2 separate regions of the Homo sapiens genome follow, and region 2 is linked to region 1. Evidence: chromatin contacts called from ENCODE Hi-C or POLR2A ChIA-PET data. All regions are on one chromosome and are shown on one strand. Each heading gives the region's core, a stretch centred on a gene start or an enhancer-like site at or near the end of the contact. The rest is flanking DNA. Distances are from core to core; before and after follow the strand shown. Region 1 overlaps LOC105371618 (a long non-coding RNA gene). Region 2 has its middle 62 kb from the start of TNFSF18.

Evidence for each region. Hi-C counts contacts between places; a loop is a spot of excess contacts on that map. ChIA-PET counts read pairs that join two places held with the same protein, here RNA polymerase II (POLR2A). Pooled maps may share reads with other maps.
Region 2: a map of endothelial cell of umbilical vein shows a loop between it and region 1 (4-fold over the local background). The contact joins two enhancer-like sites. A Hi-C loop is called at or near these places in 13 of 168 maps with a recorded cell type or tissue (A673, B cell, CD14-positive monocyte and 10 more), 11 of 37 single-sample maps with no recorded cell type and 22 of 50 pooled maps. POLR2A ChIA-PET finds 5 or more read pairs at or near these places in 2 of 52 experiments (MCF 10A and OCI-LY7).

What each region holds. Positions count from the first base shown.
Region 1 is chr1:172,822,716-172,830,074 of GRCh38, forward strand. It overlaps LOC105371618 (a long non-coding RNA gene), which reads right to left. Exons shown (of 3, transcript XR_007066734.1): 3 at 2,410-2,474. Among named protein-coding and RNA genes, the nearest start is that of FASLG, 170 kb to the left of the region's middle. Within about 2 kb of position 3,461, at least 9 of the 41 ENCODE cell types and tissues checked have a DNase peak (open chromatin) inside an H3K27ac peak, as active enhancers do; they include endothelial cell of umbilical vein, where a contact is called at or near this core.
Region 2 is chr1:173,109,594-173,116,952 of GRCh38, forward strand. No RefSeq gene overlaps it. Among named protein-coding and RNA genes, the nearest start is that of TNFSF18, 62 kb to the left of the region's middle. Within about 2 kb of position 2,663, at least 5 of the 41 ENCODE cell types and tissues checked have a DNase peak (open chromatin) inside an H3K27ac peak, as active enhancers do; they include endothelial cell of umbilical vein, where a contact is called at or near this core.

The sequences.
Region 1 (7,359 bases), core at 2,211-4,710:
TATTCTAGACAGCCCTTTCACCGCAATTCCAGAGACCTAAGCCCTCAGTTCCTAAGCCTCGATTTTCTGGTGTTAATTGGGTTGGTTCTTCTCAGTTTTGTCCGCTGTCAGGATGAGATTCAGCTTTCTCAGACCTGCTAAGTTAGTTTTCACTTGCCCATCTGCTTCTAGCTCAGAGACCAAGTTGTGTTGCTTTGGCCTTTTCTCCTATTCCAACCGTTCCTGTGGATTTATGTCTTTTGAAAGATTCCTTTATTGTAGTTTATAAGGAGAAGTAAAATTAGATGCATATATTAAATTTGCCACCTTAACTAGGAACCTCTGAAAAAAATAATGTCTTTCTTTTCTTCAGAGCTCACTTCATCCTCTTCAGGAGGAGCCATCTGTTGGCTACTGGAGGAAAATATTCACAGTGTTCATTTGGATTTAAATTAGTTAAATCAGATAATTTAATCCATTCCTTTAAGTAATGCTCAGACTCCAGGAAGCAACAACAATGACAACAACAACTGTGTTCTCTATGACTGCTCCACTATTCTTTTTTTTTTTTTTTTTTTGACTGCTCACTATTCTACGTTTCTCTCAAAGATGGTATCCAGACATCTGGATAAGGAGGTCTGAGCGGAGGATTTTGGCCCTTTGGGGCCCATGTTCTCTGGACTCTGGGTGATGTTTGTGTTCACCTATTTGCTGTTTGCCTTCCTGGTATTTTGTTGTGAAGTCAGTGGCTGGTCTCTTGTTGCCCCATTTCCCTCCTGGCTTCCTCAGAACCTAGTAGTGCCCTTTTGCTGGCCTAGCTTAGCCCTGTCTCCCATTGGCTTCAGGCCCTGGGGGCTCCACTGTGTCCTCCTGCTAATTCACTGGCTCCAAGATCCACCTCAGCCCCTTCAATAAGGCCACTGCCACTGTGGATTCAGCAGCTGGTGGCTGGATCTTGACTCATCCCTGATACCCCATGGGAATCAAAGGTTACTTTGGAAAGCTGAACTTAAGAGACTCCCTCCACACTGAGCTTCCTAACTGATGTAGTCATATATCAGGTTGGTGTAATTATTCCCCAGATGCCTCAACAGGGAGCAGGGAATAAGCAGCCCTCTTGCCCTCAGTTTTACTCTAATGCATTCCCTCATCCATGGGCCAAGGCCTGGAATGGGGGCAATTGGAATACACATGGTTAAGAGTCTTGCTCTCCTGCCTTCTAATTTTCTGTGTTTTATTAAAAATTCATGGGGGAGTGGCCTTTCCTTTTATTTCCAGAGTCATGTCTTTGAGCAGCAAGACTCTCAGGGGGTTTGCCATCAGAGACCCAGGGATCTATCATCTCCACACGATGAGCCATGTCTGTGAGTTGGGTTCTTGATGTGGGGTAATAAAAGAGTTTGGAAAAACCCTCTGTCAGAATATTGGCTTCTGAATAATTCTGTTTTGTATATCAGAAACTGAATATTAGCACATTTTTTTCTCTTTGCATTTCTTTTGTAAAATATCCTGGTATTTCCCCAGAAATGAACTCCTTAGGCTGACTTAATAAAAAAAAAAAAAAGCAAAAAAGTGGGGCAGGTATAATTTTACAAGATCTTACCCACTGCAGGTGTGATGTAATCACATTGATGTAGTTTGAAAAGAATCAGAAACCCTGGGGCTGGCTAAGCATTCAGTATTTAGAAACTGTTTTGGACTATGGGACTGTGGTTACTGAAGCTGACACACTTCCAGGTTTTAGGGCAGAGAGGAACTATCTGAATATTAGCTGTGTGAAGTAGGGCCATTACTTAACAATCCTTCGTTTGTAAAGTTGGGTTGTTAAGATGACTAAATGAGAGGTTCATAAAACATTTATGCTTTAAAAGGTTTAGAAGGTGTTATCGTCATCGTTATTGACATCATTACAGTTGAGCCCTGAACAACACACAAGGGTTAGAGGTGCCAACTCCCCTGACCCTGTGCAGTTGCAAATCTGCATTTAACTTTTGACTCCCCAAAAACTTAACTATTAATAGCCTACTGTTGACTGGAAGCCTTAACTATAACATAAACAGCCATTTTGTACTGTTTTGAATTTTATATGTTATTAATATATGTATTACGTGCTATATTCTTACAATAAAGCTAGGGAACAGAAAATGTTATTAAGAAAATCATAAGGAAGACAGAATATATTTACTGTTTATTAAGTGGAACTAGATCATCATAAAGATCTTCATCTTCATTGTCTTCATGTTAAGTAGGCTGAGACCGAGGAGTTGATCTTGCTCAGGGGTGGCAGAGGTGGAAGAATATCTCTCTGTAAGTGGACCCACACAGTTCAAACCTGTATGGTTCAAGGATCAACTGTACTATTCAGAAGAAGTCCATTGCCTTGATTTGAAACATTTCAAAGCTTAGGTTATTCTAGTTTTGCTAATTTAGAGCACTTCCATTCACCAGAAGCATCTTTGGACCAGCAGATTAAAGATGCAGGGAGCAGCCAATGCCTTAAAGATTTTTAGAAATAATTAAAGACAGCATTAATGAACATATGGACAGTCTGGCTGAAGATGCCACCTTGCATAAAGGTGGCCCAAACCTTGTCAACTTTGCTCTGTTTTAACAGTTTTACATTTATTTAAAGTCTTAAGAGTTTGTGACACTTTTTGATTAAGTGTGATTAATATGAAGAGTGAAATAACTTCTGTAAATATAAGAAATCATTTTTTAACTCTTAGCTAATTCAATGGGATAAATAAAATAGTGAGCTTGATTTCTTTAACTTAAAGCAGTTATAAGGGATTAAAAGTGCCAAAAAATTTTTTAAAATACTATTGGGTTATGAACTCTTTTAGTGACTTTTATGTCTTTTTCCCTTGAAACCTTCACATTTTCTTTAATGACATCTGTTATTTTTATTATCACAAAAAAAGATAGAGAAAAGCAAAATGACAAAAGATATTATACAACTGGGTTTTATATCTTAAGATAATAAACACATTCTAATTATCACCTAAGGACTGATCCTCTGTAGGTATGCTTTCTATTTTACCAATCTGAACTTGCGGAAATTAAAACTTTTTTTGGAAATGGCTTAAATTTAAACAAAACATCATGTTAGCCTCAAGGCAGGATGTTGTTGTTAAAGATTAGTTTAGAAACACTGATCTCTGTGTATTGCTGCATTTCATCAATATTTTTTACTTAAGACAGTCTGACAGGGATGTTGTCCTTGGGTTTGAATGAACATGGAAAGATTTTGTATGTGTTTTTTGTTGTCTGCTTTATATATATATAATCACTCATAATGTATAAAATATTCATAACCAGTTAAAATATACGGAAATTTTGAAAAATTAGGCAAGTTATCTTTGCTCTCCTTATCTGCAAAATAAAGAGAGGGTTTCTAAAGTTCTTTGAGCTGTGGAATTCTCCTTCTCTGGGAACTCAACCCAGTAGCTAGCTCTAGGAGGAAGTTGAGAAAAATGCTATTCTCAAGAGTAGCCACATGGTGGTGGAATGATTCCTCACAAAAATGGTATTCAGCTTCCCTGAAAGCAAAATGATTACATCCCAAAATTGAGTTATTCAAGGATCTCAGGAGACATGTGACGAAAGAGAGGAGGCAGCTCTGCGTGCTTCTGGGTCCCAGTGAAAATAGAAACATAATGTTCCTGTACACAAAGTAGTTAGAACTCTACCAAAGGCAATTCATGCAACTTTATTTCCCTTCTGACCTCGTGTTTGAAAGATATTTTTGAGTATTAAACTGTATATTTGTAATGAAATAAAGACCCTCATTTACTGTGTGCCTCTGCAATCTGTATTCCTTTAGCCTCAGTCAGCTATTTCTTGGCCTTGCATCGCCTCTAGCTGTGCCCTAATTCTTCTCCTTTCGTTTTCAGCTAAGTAAACTGTATTCATGACTGTAATTCATTTACACTTCAACACATCACGGTTCGGAGCCTAGACTCACTTCTAAAGGTCACCAATGAACTTTGTATTGCGAAACCCAAGGATGCTTTCTCAGTCCGTATCTTACGCCCTATCTTAAAACCCTCTGGTTTAGTTTCTTGACTCCAATCTGTCCTGGCATTCCTCTTGCTTCTTTGAGTGATTTCTTTCTTGTCTTTTGGGGCTCTTCCTCTTCTGTGTGTCCAGTAACTACAATAACCCAGGTTTCTAACATTACCCCAAAGTCTCCATTTCTTTACATACTTTGCTTGAGGAATTTCATCCTTGTCATTGTTTCATTTATAACTGGAATGACAACTAATGTCAAACTTAATCTTTACCCTAGAACTCATATGTAATCTTTAGCTTGATATGTCCCAGAAGAATCTCAAACTCAACATACCTGGAACTGTCTTCATTGTTGTTCTCTGTTCACCAATGGTTCCTTTATTTCTAGCTTAATTACTGGCATAACCATCTTGTTGCCCAAACCAGAGATTAAATAATTATGTAAGACTTCTCATTGTCCTGGGCCTTCTACATCTAGGCAATCAGCAAGGTCTAATGGTTTTAGCTCATAACTATTTTTTAAATCTGTTTTCAGGCTCATCCCCAATAACGATTTCCTTACTTAGGTCCTTGTCCTCTCCTTGGAACATCGCAATCTGTAGTTTCCTTTCTCCTGACTTGCTTCCCTTAAATCTGGTCTCTACAACGTAAGGAGCATACTTTTTCTAAAAGCAAAACCCAATCATTTAACCTCCTTGTGTAAACATTTTTAATGGTTCTTCATCATTTACAGATTAGAGTACAAAGTTCTTAATATAGTTTACAAAACCCCAAATGCCTGGCTTAGTCTCTCCAGTCACTTCCCATCTCATCTCTCACCAGTTCTTGTTTCACAACATTATAGTCTAGTGCTACCAGGCTTCTAGTTCCTCACCTCCTTCCCACTGTTTATGTCTCTGCATTCATTTATTTTGTTCCCTTTGTCTCAAATTTCTTTCCCACTTTTGTCTTGGTAGCTCTTGCTCATCTTTAACATTCTTATCACAAGATGTCTCAACTAGGACTCTTTCCTTGAATCCTCAGCTAGACTAAATGCCCATCCTTCTCATTCTCACAGCATGTGTTTATCTCCATCTTAGAACTTGACAGCTTTTAATGCAATTGTATGTTTATATATTTTGTACCCTCCAATAAGCAAGAGTCCCTTAAAAAGAGAGATCACATCTATTTGTTTTTCTTGTTCCCAGTTCCTAGTCTGGGGCTTAGTGCATAATGAATATTCAATAAATTTTTGTTGAATAGAATTTAATATTTTTGCGGCTTAGAGTCCCTGAGGGTGCTCTATGAAGTCTACTCCAGTTCTAAGAAAACTAAACTGTGGTTTTAGCTGGGGCCAGCTTCCTGGAAAAGACTTGAGCTGTGCCCTGAAGAGTTAGTTTAACAGAGTTTGGACTAATAGAGAGAAGTGAGGGGTATAATCAAAGTTGGATGAGCAAAGGCACGGAGGCTTGTACAGAGGATAGTGCAGAAACAATGTTAAATGTGTTTCTGAAGTGGAATAGTGAAATATGAGTTGGGATAGGGAGAATCCAGCTCATGAGAAATCTCTACTGAGGGACTGGCAAATTGGGGGCTTATTTCCATAAGCAGAAGGAAGCACTCAAAATTCTTGAACAGAGGAATGACATTTTCAGAGCCATGCTGCAGGAAGAGTAATTCAGCACAGGGTACAAAATGAATTGAAGTGAGAAACAGATGGGAATCAGTGAGGCCAATAAAAGTTGATGGCGGTTAATTAAACAGGTGCCACTTGATGAGGCCTTAGACCAGCATGGCAGCTGCGTGAAAAAAAGGAGTTGATTTTTGAGCCACTGGAGGAAGAATTAACAGAGACTGATTGCACGTGATAATAATAGAGAGAGAAGAGTCATGACATTTTAGATAAAGCAGCAGAAAGTTGGGGATACAATTAGTAGAGAGAGAAATTATAAAGGGCAGGATGGAATGTGGGACAGCAGCTGAATTTGGTTGGAAATCTTTGTATTTGAGATGATAAAACTTCACAATATTTAATATTTAGTAGGTATGCATAAGGGGTGCTATACACATTGGAGTGGTAGATGAATGAATGAAATCTTAGAAGTATCTGTCAGTAAAATGAAACCATAGTACCAGCTTATAGAGTGGTCTGAGTTAAGGATAGTGATATCGATTTAGGAAGTATCAGCTCAGAGTTCTGAAAACTGCCGAAGTGCATTCACCTCTGAAGGGAGAGATAGAAGTGAGGTAAAACACAGAGGTGCTTCTATCTTTCAGGCAAACAGAAGAGGCACAGAAAGCCAATGAGGGCATAAGGTCAGCTAGGTACAGATTTGTTGCTATAAACCTAAATAAACTATAACTCAGTTGCTTGCTGTCTTAGCCCATTTTGTGTTGCTATTACAGACTATCACAGACTGGGTAACTTGAAAATAAATTTCTTTTTTTTCATATCATTTATTGTTATTTTTATTGTTAAAATGCCTATTGCAAAAAATTCAGAAAATATGGCAAAATAGATTCTTTTTTGTTATTATACTTTAAGTTCTGGGATACATGTGCAGAACGTGCAGATTTGTTATATAGGTATACACACACCTTGGTAGTTTGCTGCACCCATCAACCCGTCATCTACATTAGGTATTTCTCCTAATGCTCTCCCTCCCCTAGCCCCCAACCCCCCAACAGGCCCCAGTGTGTGATGTTCCCCTCCCTGTGTCCATGTGTTCTCATTAACTCCCACTTATGACTGAGAACATGCGGTGTTTAGTTTCCTGTTCCTGTGTTAGTTTGCTGAGAATGATGGCTTCCAGCTTCATCCATGTCCCTGTGAAGGACATGAACTCACCGTTTTTTATGGCTGCATAGTATTACATGGTGTATATGTGCCACATTTTCTTTATCCAGCCTATAATTGATGGGCATTTGGGTTGGTTCCAAGTCTTTGCTATTGTGAATAGTGCTGCAATAAACATATGTGTACATGTGTCTTTATAGTAGAATGATTTATAATCTTTTGAGTATGTACCCAGTAATGGGATTGCTGGGTCAAATGGTATTTCTGGTTCTAGATCCTTGAGGAATTTCCACACTGTCTTCCACAGTGGTTGAACTAATTTACACTCCCACCAACAGAGTAAAAGCATTCCTACTTCTCCACATCCTCTCCAGCATCTGTTGTTTCCTGACTTTTTAATGATTACCATTCTAACTGGCGTGATATGGTATCTCATTGTGGTTTTGATTTTCATTTCTCTAATGACTAGTAATAATGAGCTTTTTTTCATATCTTTGTTGGCTGCATAAATGTCTTCTTTTGAGAAGTGTTTGTTCATATCCTTCTCCCACTTTTTGATGGGGTTCTTTGTTTTTTTCTTGTAAATTTGTTTA
Region 2 (7,359 bases), core at 1,413-3,912, 290 kb after region 1:
CAAAGTGCTGAGATTACAGGCATGAGCCACTGCGCCTGGCTGACATAGACTTCTAACTAAATTACCTGTTAATTACAGGTAGTTTCTCTTGAATTGACAATTTTCAGTTTTTTCTGTAGTTTGGTTATTTTCTAGAGTTCTGAAATAGAGGATTTTAGTTGTTTTGCATGTATTTTCTATGTTTTTGTAAGATTATAGGTCCATTGAAGGCCTTGTTCTTCCATATCAGAACACTTCTGTCTTTTGAATTTTGCTTTTTGCCATGGTAGTACTCTTGTGATTGAGTGATATGTGGGGTCATTAAACTAGGTTATTATCTCTGACCTTTATCAAGAGCAGCCTGACCAATTAATATTTTAGAGTTTCTTCTCAAATTATTTTTTGTCCCATGATATGAAAATAATACTCCTTCCCTACTAAGGAGGAAGAAGGAGGATATGATGTAATGGAAGTCTATGCTGAGAAAGAAGAAATAGAACAGTTGCCCCTTCTATCCTAATATATTATAGGAAATAAAAGAGAGTTGACTAAATGCTATGGAGAGATTTTTTATGTCTTTATTTCCCCGACTCAAGATGAACCCCAACGGGAAGGGACCAAGTGAAAACACCCAGATGCCAAGTCTGTAGATCCTGAGGGAGGGTGCTCAGAAAGATGATCCTAAAGCATCTTTACTTATTTCCCTAAGTTGTGTATGGTACTCAACCATGTGAGTAGATACTGAGGTATTGATAGGAGCAGGAGACTTGCTAAGACCTAGAGTCTGAATAAAGTGGTTGTCATATGTAAACCATCAGGCAAATGCCCTGACTTTAGATTACAGTCATGGCCACTTGCATGTCCTCTAAAAGGCCAAATGAAACCAGCTGCACCTTGATCGTCAATAGTCCAGGGAACATATTTGACTGGCTGCCCTGTAGAAGAGCCCAGAGGAGACTAATGAGATTCCAGAGAATGCTACATGATTTCCATTCATTTGTCTTCTCTGTTGACATGAGATTAGACTTGAAAAAGAGCAAGGGTCGTAGTCAAGAGGAGAAATGGGGAGAGGAAATCCGAAATTCCGAGAATTTACCCAAAAGAGACGGAGTCATTCAAAATATACTATTCAAACTGAAAACTTGTGATGCAGGAAGTAGGAAGCTAACAGTCTCTGCCCTTCCCATCCAAGGAGGTGTGGAGGAATTTTAAGAAAGATTAGACATACCACAGAAAATAAAGAAAGCAGCTAATTTTCTTTGTAGATCTAAGTGCAATGTGAGTCAATTTGTGACTGAGAGGCATTCTCTTCTCTTTTTCCTAGTCAGATGGAAATAAACTACTCTCCCTTCTAGTTGAGCATGGGTTTATGCTCTCTCCAGCTATTCTCTTGTGCACTTCCGTCATTCCCCTTTTCCTCTCTTGTACACCCAGCAGACACACCGGGGCCACAACTCCACCTGGTAGAAGCAAATTTCTGTTTGTTCTCACCACTGGGAATTTCCACGCAAAGCTTTATGATCAAGTTTTATTAAGATAGGCCTTCCATGAGGACTTCAACGCTTCTGTTTCCACCACCTTGATTACCCCCCACCTATTTCCTTTCTCCACCTGAGTGACTTCTACCTGTCCTTAATGAATCAACTTGAACTTGTCTTTTATTCCTCTGAGACAGAGGCCAGTCCTATGGGCTCTCAAGGCCCCTTACCCATGTCTGGCTTCCTCCCTCTAGCCATATTGCATGTGTTCACACACTTCTGTTTCCCTCACTGGACTGTGAGCTCCTAGATGCCTATTCCGTGTTTCATTTGCTTTTTCTCAGCACCTAATTAATATCTGGCAAACAGAAGATACTTATTTTGGTACTTGGTGTTTAAAACTTTTGTTCTGTCTCATATTTTACTACTTTGTCTGTATTTTTTATTCATTCAGAAACATATTGAGTACCTACTATAGGTCTGACATAAAATAAAACTCAATCCTTTAAGTTGAGGAGATTATAATTCTATAAAGCAGATAAATACACCTAATGGAAATACAATGTGTTTAGTACTTTGAGAAAAAATTATTGTGGAAGTAGAACAGACAAAGTCCTAACTTTTATGAAGGATCAAGTCAGCTTCATAGAGAGGATACATTTTATTTGAATCTCCAAAAATGAGCCATGTTCTACAAGAAAAGTATGGGTGGTGTGGGGAATCATTGAACAGTATATGAAAAGCAAGGAAACAGAATTCACGTTTATATGTTTAAGAATTATTCAATCCAAGAGTTGAAAGGATAAGTATAGATTGACTCAACACTTTAGCTGTATGTACTAGCTGGAACCTAGGAGAGTTTGAGTTACAACCTCATGTCCTAGGCCTAAGCTTTCATTGCCAACTTAATATCTAGGTAAAACTACAGACTTAATTATTATTTTTAGACTGCCAGTGTCTTTCATTTACTCATGCCATCATAGAGTAGAAAAGGATTTTCCATTGTCATCTCTTCCGGTTTCCCTGATAATGTGGAATCTTTCCTAGAATATCCATGTAAGGAGGTCATCCTGTAGTCTGGCCCATGTTCTTGCAGTGGTTCCTTTCAAGTAAAATGCTGAAGGAGGACATTTACTGCTTGGTCCCAAAAGCCTTCTACAATCATAAACAGTGGTGTTGAAACAAATGAAGATTGTGTCTGAAGCATATCTGGATTTCCTAACACTGCTTTGGTTTGAGGAAGTGAGTAACAGGAGAGAGGGGAGAGAAGGAAATAGTTATTTTTGTGTGTGTGAAACTCTTGAATATTCAGGTGCATGACATCAGAACAATGTCCTGCTTCTCTATTTCTCTCTCTCTCTCCACCTCTGTGTGCATGTGCATGTATGTGTGTGTCTGTCTATCTATTTGCATAAACTATATTCTACTGTTTCTCTTTCACTGGTTAAGTAAATTTCTGCCTCTTCTGTGCTTTGATGTAACTGTCATTCACTCATTCATTAATTACTAATTCAATAAATATTCACTGAGCACCTCTAATGAAATCTTAACTATAAAAGTAAAGAATAGACTATAGCAACACAGAGTATAGACATCAAAAAATATTATCTAAATATATATATATTTTTTTGAGACAAGAGTCTCACTCTGTCACCAAGGCTGGAGTGCAGTCACACAATCTCAGCTCACTACAACCTCTGCCACCCAGATTCAAGAGATTCCCCTGCCTCAGCCTCCCAAGTAGCTGGAATTACAGGCTCCTGCTACTGCACCCAGCTAATTTTTGTAGTTTTAGTAGAGACAGGGTTTCACCATCTTGGCCAGGCTGGTCTTGAACTCCTGACCTCGTGATCCACCCGCCCTGGCCTCCCAAAGTGCTGGAATTACAGGCATGAGCCACTGCACCCGCCCCTTTATCTGAAGATATATACAGTGAAAGCAAAATAATGTAAGTAAGACAAGAAGGATATCATTAATATACATTTATTTAAAAATTTTTTTTTCAGATGCCAAATGAAAGTTAAAGAACCCAAGTGTTTCCAAGATGAGAGAGGGGAGCCTCCCGAGGGCTGTATGAAGTCAAAGGAAAGATTATGGAGGTAAGGTGAGGTGGGGGAATGTGTCCTGACCTGAGAACTGATTAACAGGGGTGGTGAATATTTACTTTTGGCAGTAAGAGAAGGAGATGTAATTTGTAAAGGGCAGACAGAGGCCTTCCAAAGAGCCAACAATGTTCTAATTTTTGAATGAGGTGTTAGTCACATGAGTATTCTTTTTATGATATCTCAGTAGGCTATTCATTTGTTTTATTACATTTTCTGTATGTGTTAAGTTTCACCATAAAGTTGTTTTGAAAAGAGATTAATATGTGAGTAGACTCTATTCATTAAAAATGCAGGGTTCGCTAAGCCTCCATTATGATACTGGGAAGTCACAGATGAGTAAGACATAGTCATGGCTCTCAGGAAGCTCCCATTCTTCACATCAGAAGGAGGGGGGCGGTGACTGGAGATGAGCTCAGAAAGGTAGTTGGAGACAGGGTCATGAACACTGAGTATGCAATGCTAAGGTACTACAACATTTTCCAGTATATAACAGTGAGCCACTGATGGGTTTTGAGCAGATTGTTGACATGAGATTTTCATTTTGGAATGACAACTTTGGTTATTACATAAAATGTGGGCTGAGGAAATTAGATAAAACTTGGAGTACAACACCTGATAAAGTATTATGTTGTTTTCACTTTCTGAAATATGTGTTTTCCTTCCCCAACGAGTTTTAAGTTACTGGACAGTTGTGTCACAATCTTATGTTTTCCAGAAGTGTACACAATTCTTGTCATAGAAACACAATACATAAAATTTAGTTGCTTTGATCCTTTTTGTTAGAATAAGAGTAATATAATAGAAGGATTAGTGGAATGAATTAATGGGCTGATGAATTATCTTAATGTCATAGCCTCATAAAACCTGCTGAGTTGTGCCCAATCTTATCAACATTATGAAGTCAGCTCCTTAATTTGTATTTGATTCTGAATGCATTCGTCCCATCTTCATCTTCAATCTCCTTCACCATACCAGGAAAATTTAAAGAGCTATTTGTAGCAAATAAGCCCTCAATCTGCATATATCGCCATAAAAAATATAATTGCAAGTTTAAGGCAGGGGGGTGGGGACAGCTCTAGAATTTGTCTCTGGGAGCTTGATTACAAGGTTGCAATCAAGAGTCACTGCCCAGAACATGGCTTTGAGAAAACATTGATGGGAAAGAAGGAAGACAAGAGCCAAGGACCAGAAATCATGTTATTGGAGTCAACAGTTCCTGAACTTGATAATGCTTGCATCATATCTATAGGGAAATATGAGAATATGAGCTATTTTTAGAATTTTATTTTCCATGCTCTGACAAGAACTCTTCCCTTTTTATTTTTCCTAAGGGTGTTTTTTTCTATTTCTTTTGAGTCAACAGTTTTGAGTGGAAAATGCACTAGAGCAGTAAAGGAGGAAGGAAACACCAGAGAACCTCAGTGGTGAGAACAAGAGTTCCAGTTTTTACAGGAATTTCACGTGGCTGTGTACATGTATGTGCATGTATTTCCAAGGTTGGCGTGGAGAAAAGAGAGGGGGTAGTGCAGAGGACTTTGGCTTTCTCTGCTAATTTTCAACACTTCCTGGATAGAGAAAAACTTCAGGAAGGACCTAAGAAAACATGACAGGTTAAGTGCAAGTTAGAGACCAATTTGAAAAGCTATATAAGACCCCCTTGCTTTAAAACAGTGAGAAAATAAAGGTCAGCCAGTGATCAGGTTTGAAGGTATTTTATATCCACCTCCAACAGTGAATTTTATGATGGAAATTCCACTGGAAGTTTATCCAGAAAAAAGAAAAGCAGATTCTATGAGGAAAAAGAAAATATTTCTAAGCACTTTTACTCCTCACATTCTCAGGTCCAGTTATAGAAAAATAAATGGAGACCCACGTACCATATTTTAAATATTTTAAAGTTATAAATCAAGCTAAGAGGCTGTTAAATGAAATGTTTTCTCATATTACGTTGATTACAATAGTTTAGAAGAAAGTGATGAGCCATAAACACTTGCACATGGGCAAACCAACCTGCCCATCCAGGCTCTGTCTGTATCCCTGCAAGGAGAAACCCTGTGGCCATCCTTTGGGCCTAGAGGCAGGTCTTCTTTCAGGAACACAGGCCTGGGGAAGAGGCCCATGAAGGCCCTGGAAAAGGGACTGGAACTATTTGGACAAGGAGTTCTGTATACCTGGAGAGAGGTCTCCAAGTGGGAGATCCCAGGCTCTGGATAGGCATGTCCCTTAGCCTCCCATACTCCTTACTCATGAGTTTCTGTCTATCTGTCTATCTATCATCTATCTATCTATCTATCTATCTATCTATTTATCTCTCCTTAGGTTAATTTAGTCTAAACCATCTTTTCTGAGACTGGGCCTAGACTTACCTGGTGTATGTAATGCCACATTGTACTCACTTCATAAATGACAGCATGTACTGGTTGCTGAACTACAAGTTTAAAAAAGCACTTAGCTTCATTGGATAGTGAATTAATAAGGAATTTCTGAGGCTTCTCTGAGACCTAGATTAGTGAATAATGTATAATGCGTTCTATTTTTTCTCCTCTCACCCTTTTCAAGTAATACTATTAGTCAAGATAGAATAGACTGTGCTTCAAAAACAAAATGTCCATAACTTAACATTAGAAAAACTTAAGTATCACTCATACAAATTCCACTGCAGGTGTTGCAAACTCTTCAGGACCACTATTCTCCATTCTGGGATTCAACAATCTAGGTTGTTTCCTTCTCTGCCATCTCAGTAGGAAGCCTCCATATTTGCTGAGGCAAAGGAAGGGAAGGAGAAAGAGTCACACACTGGCAATTAAATGCTGTAGACCAGAAGGTAACATTTGTCATTTCTGTGGCTGCCATAACAGATTATCACAAATTTGGTGGCTTGAAGTAACAGGAATTTATTCTCTCACCATGCTAGATATTGGAAATCTGAAACCAAGGGATCAGCAGGCACATGCACTGCTGTAGGAAGAAGAATATTTTCTCTGAAGGCTGTAGGAAAGAATTTTTTCTTGCCTTTCTCTATCTTCCCGTGGCTCTTGGCAATCCTTGGTGATCCCTTGGCTTATGCATGCACCACTCCAATCTCTACCTCCATCTTCATATTATTCTCTTCTCTGGCTCTGTGTATCTTTTCTTCTTCTTATAAGGACACCAGTCATTGGACTTAGGGTTTATCTGAGTCTTAACTGATTATATCTTCAAAGACCCCATTGCCAAATAATGTTGCATTCTAAGGTTCTGGCTGGATGTGAATTTTAGGGGGATACCATTCAACTCACTATACACACCCAGTGTCCAGAGCTAATCACATAGCCCTGCCTAATGTTAAGAAGACTGGGTAATACAGGTAAGTACATGGGATATTTGGTGCTATAAATGGAATGCTCGTGTTCCCCTAAAATGTTTATGTTGAAGCCCTAATCCCCTACATGGTGGTATTCAGGAGTAAGGCTTTTGGGAGGTAATTTGGGTTAGATGGGGTCATGTTGTTGCCATGATGGGATTAGTGTCCTTATAAAAGGAGAGAGAAGTTTTTTTCCCTCATGTGAGGGCATAGTGAGAAGGCAGCCATCTGCAAGCTGGGAAGAGTCCTCACCAGGAACTAAATGTGCCAGTACCTTGATCTTGGACTTCCCATTTCCAGAACTGTGAGAAATAAATGTCCGTTATTTAAGCCAGACAGTCTCTGGTATTTTGTTCTAGCAGCCCAACCTGACCATGGCAGTGAGTCTTACTATTTCTGCCACAGATATAAGTTTCAATTTTCACCTAAGAAGAAAAAAGAACATCTTAATTTT